Regions from separate parts of the Homo sapiens genome. Here region 2 is linked to region 1. The links are chromatin loops, found by intact Hi-C in ENCODE. Cell type or tissue: HCT116. All regions are shown on one strand. Region 1 overlaps PYROXD1 (pyridine nucleotide-disulphide oxidoreductase domain 1). Region 2 has its middle 83 kb from the start of SLCO1A2.

Region 1 (2,500 bases):
TAAATGTAAATAACAATTATAATAATAGTAAGTGATACTTTGGTGAGAGCTGATAGAGAAAATCTGGCATGTATATACTATACACAAGGATTTGAAGCCCCATTTACAATAAATCTATACCTCTTCCCTCTTGGCCCACATTTTGGTTTTGACCCTTTCTCTGTATTTCTCCATATAATGCCACAAACTTCATAATAACAATAATGACTGTTACCCATAGTACTCAGGCAATTTAAGAACTCTTACAGGCTTCCACTGGGTGAGATCATCCGCTAAAAGAGGGGCAAAAACCTAGTCTGAGAGTTGGATTGAATGCAAGTGAGCAAAGATATGGCTTTGGCAGAGTCCTTATTTTGATTCAAATTTGTCCTCTTTGTGGTTTGACTCAACTTTATGGCCTGAAAAAGATCCAGACTATTTCATGTCAATCATCTGCTAGAGGATAAAATCATGAAGTGAATCAATCTTCTGCAGGACACAGCAGGATATTTCTCAATGGTTTTTGAACTTGTAATATCGTCTTAAGATGAAAATTAATTAATGTGTTCACATTTCCCAAGCTACCAAAAAAAGAGCTGCAAGAACCACATATCCTAAAACAGGAGTCACAAACATTTTGGGTGACACTGGCCAGACAGGTAACATAAATGAGTGTAGCAGGATTTATCATATAAGCAATAAAAAGTGGTGAGGGCTATCACTAGAAATCTCAAAAGGTGTAAATATTTGAATTATTTTTAAACATAAAATATACTTATAAAACACATTTATGGGCCAAATTTGGCCAATCACCTTGAGACCTAAAGCATTCCCAAAACATATATATTTTATAATAAAATTTCTACAATTACGGATTCCACAAGAGCTAAAAAAATATGGTGGATTTTTCCCCTTGAAAACATATGAAAATTATATTTATCTTTGATTTTCAGAATAAAAAACATTTTCCAGTCTGCCAACAAATCACAAGAATCACAAAGCAATTGTTTAATTTAAAAACAAATTATTTTTAAACAATTTAAATGTTATCATATTTAAAAATATATACTTACACTAACTCAAGTGCAATACCACCGTTCCCTATGATCATTATTCTTTTAGCTTTAGTAAGCTGTTTCTGAAATTCCTATGTTAAAAAGAAAATAATGAGGTAGTATTTTGTAATAGTGGGCAATAATCTGAAATATGAGGCTTCGATAATATTCTAAAAATGTAAATATTTTATTGAATTTGTAAAGGAAAAAAATGAATCTCACTTTCCCACTGTATCAGGGTACATCCTCTCAATTAATATAACAAAAGTCCCCCTTTATGCTTTATCCCAAGCTGCCTTTATAGCAATGCCTCTCCTGATTTTCCTTTCCTTTTAGGTCATTACATTTACAGTACTTCAGAATTTCGGCAGGAGGCACTATTAACTTACCACATTCCCAATTATTTGACCAAATCAATTATTCTTTCTTTTCACCTAGACTCTCAGTTTCCCTAGAGTTACTCAACACTTAAAACTTCTAGGAATGAGAAGCTCAGCAGCATAGTGGTTAAGAGCACAGACTCTGGAAGCACTGGCTCTAGCAATTACTAACTGAATGACTTTGGGCAAGTTGCTTACCCTATCTGCATCTCAGGTCCTTCAACTATAAATGGAAATAAGGGACTATATATCCTAATGTTTCTGTAAGGATTATGTGAGATGACACAGACAAAGCTGGTAGGAGTAGCACGCACCCAATAATGTCAAACTTCTACTAAAAAAAAAAATGTTATTAACATTCTAAGACAGATACATTGATGCCTCCACCCCCCAGAAAAAAAAGATCACAATGAGCTTAGAGAAGCCAGTGGTAAATGTAAATGACAGTTAAAGGGTGCAGCACACCAACATGGCACATGTATACATATGTAACAAACCTGCACTTGGTGCACATGTACCCTAGAACTTAAAGTATAATAAATATAGATATATTAAAAAAAAAAGAGAGAGAGAAGCCAGTGGTAATTCTTTGGGCACTTTCAGAAGTATAGAATAGTCCCACTGCTTCAGAATGACATCTGGCCCTCCTACTAAATTTATATTAAATTTATCTCCAAACTTATAATATTCACTGAAGCTGACATCTTTAAAATTCTCCAAGAAAAAAACAACTGAAGTTTATTTCAGTTTGTCCTTCATTGAGGATATTGCAATTTAAGAAACATCTGCAAGAGCACTGGACCTAGAGGTGAAAAGCACAAGTTTAAATTGTGTATCTGATAGACTTAACAGCTAAATTAGTATAGATACATACTTAATCTCTTGACCTCAGTTTCCTATTTGTAAATTGGGAGTAATAATCGTCACACAGGATTATCATGAGGATTCAATGAGTTCATGTATGTAGAGGACCGAGCTAAAACAGTTATGAGCTCAATCTCTGATAATATGAACTTAAATTGTTTATAAGAAGATAATCAAGTTCCTTTAATTTTCTCTCAATTCCTAATTATTAAGAGAATAGGC
Region 2 (2,500 bases), 200 kb after region 1:
GAGAAATTTGCAGTTATCAAAAAATCACAGCCATCCTTAAAAACTGAAAAATATATGCCAACAATTTATTACTTCAATTTAAAAACTTCTCATAACCCATTTTATAAATAACTTTTTCAGTTTAATACACTATAGGCCTTCCACAATTTACACATATATTGTATTCAAGACAATTATTTGTGAATTGGAAGTTTGGTGCTCTGTGTATTTTTCCCGTAGAAGCATTTAGAGTCCGTTCTGCCATATACTGAGCACATCAAAATAGGATGCTCATAATTAGAATGGTAAAATTCATTTTTTTCTATTTTATATTGCTAAAAATATTGCTCCTACTATTATTTCCACATATCAGAAAGAGTGCTAACTACCCAGATTCTATATTCAGCTTCTGTGGCCCAGCTGCTAGGAGTGAGGTATTTCCATTGAATATGGAGGTAGAGAACTGCCAGGATACACAGAAGCTGGATTAGATTAGATTAGAGACACAGAAAAGAGAATACAAGGAAGAGAACCAATGGAACACTGCAGCATCTCCATCTCCTCCCTCCTATTCCCTTTATGTTTCTTTCTTTCTTTTTTTTGTTTCTAACCTTTGAGGATTTGTGACCTTCTCATCAAATATACTTCTCGGACAACTTATCCTTTGTAATTTGGCCATCACAGAGTTATACTTTTTTCCTTTACTTGCAAAGGTTCCAGAAATCAACCCCTCCCATTTTCTTTTCCTTCTGCTATCAAAGGTTGCCAGGATCAGTCCTCTGCACCAATCCCTAGATGAATGATGCCCTTTTTCTACTTCCCAGGAATAAGCACATAACATTTACCGTTCTTACAAAGGTGCAATCACAAAGATTAGACTAGATATTACTTAACAATAACAGGCACCAGTGTGCTAAAAATGGTAAATGGCAACAAGAAAAATAGTAATATCCTAAATATTTTTCTCATCACCTTTAAATATTTATAAACAAGCCTTTAGCCTCTGGAGTCTACATTCTTACTCTTTGCCAAGCGAAACACGATTCCTTAGCTTTCCTTTATTCAGAACCCTCTCTTAATCAAAAATCCCCAGTTCTAGAGTCTGAGTTCTCATTCCTTTTTGCATTAACTGCTGCTAAAGCTTAGCTGCCCAGCCTTACAGGACCAGGCAGTGGGAAGTGGCACAGTTAATGTTAGCTCCTGTCGTTTTGCACAACCTTAGCCTGGCCAGATTCCCAGGCCTCCCAAGCTGCTTTAGGCCTTCCCTAAATAATGTTTCAGTTTAGAAGGAAGGTCCTCCACTCTGCCTACCTGGGGTAAATATTCTTAACTTTCTGAAAGAAGGAAACTTTGAGAACCACCTGTCTTTCGGTGGTTTAGACTGTAACCAAAATACGATAATTCCTTATTCTTAACATAGAATAGGAGAGAGAGAGACTCGGTTAGTGAGACTGTAATAAAAATATGATAATTCCTTATTCTTAACAGATAGATTTGAACTAGAAATAACAATTAAAATGCTCTTTTAGGTAACACTTTTCCTCTGTCTCTTCTTATTTTCATTGATTGCAAAAAATAATGGACCTTACTTATTCCTTTTTTAACTTTCCCATAATTGAAAATTAATTACATTTGGTCTTTATTCTTTGATATGAATATTTATATCTTAAATTTATATTCTATGTATTCATCATACCTAGTGATCGTATTACCATTGAATGGAAACCCACTGCAAGTGATTTCAATTAAGGTTGAACAATCCTGAAATAATACAAAGTCAAAGAAACATTAAACATCATTAAAATATTAAACTAAGCATCAAAACATTTCTCAGTATCCTTAATCTTCATGATAGAATACAATCCTTCAAGTGAATGGCCCACATTACATAAAGTTATATTATCAGTTGTTTTAAAAGGCAAACACTAGAATGATAATAATAACAATTATTACTTCTTTCTTTATTGAACGCATTATGATTTCAAGACAGTTGAATGAATATTTTCACATTTCCTTATGAAAATCTTATCTGTAAGTTTAGAACAGACTTTCTTATGTCCATTAAAAACACTGATTTTGTATGGTCTCTTCAGTCCCAATAGCTCATATGAAAAGACCAGATATTTGTTCTCAGGGTAGATCTCAGCAGACCTCTTTTTGCCACCTTATTTCTGTTATCAATGTTAATGTAAAAGCTTACTAATATGATTCATAAATTACACAATATATCCAGAGGAGTCACAAACGTTTTCTGTATTCTAGTGTCTAGTGTATTACTGCCATCTTAAAGGTAAGGAACACATTTATTTATTTATTTTGAGACTGAATTTCGCTCTTGTTGCCCAAGCTGGAGTGCAATGGCGCCATCTTGGCTCACTACAACCTCCGCCTTCCGGGTTCAAGCAATTCTCCTGCCGCAGCCTCCCGAGTAGCTGGGATTACAGGCACGAGCCACCACACCCGGTCATTTTTTTTGTATTTTTAGTAGAAAGGGGGTTTCACCATGTTAACCAGGCTGGTC

What was found. A loop is a pair of places that touch in the nucleus more often than their neighbours do. Peaks named below come from ENCODE experiments on the same cell type or tissue, not always from the same donor. Only the 100,000 strongest peaks of a DNase experiment are listed, where the experiment ranks them.
Region 2: it touches region 1 in a loop (3-fold over the local background); 6 of 110 quality-filtered maps call a loop at or near these places.

Annotation. Positions count from the first base shown.
Region 1 is chr12:21,450,707-21,453,206 of GRCh38, reverse strand. PYROXD1 (pyridine nucleotide-disulphide oxidoreductase domain 1) reads right to left here. Exons shown (of 12, transcript NM_024854.5): 5 at 1,053-1,126. Among named protein-coding and RNA genes, the nearest start is that of PYROXD1, 14 kb to the right of the region's middle. In HCT116, a CTCF peak has its summit at 1,411; a DNase peak (open chromatin) is centred at 1,470.
Region 2 is chr12:21,250,954-21,253,453 of GRCh38, reverse strand. No RefSeq gene overlaps it. Among named protein-coding and RNA genes, the nearest start is that of SLCO1A2, 83 kb to the left of the region's middle. In HCT116, no CTCF peak of the experiment used is centred here; no DNase peak of the experiment used is centred here.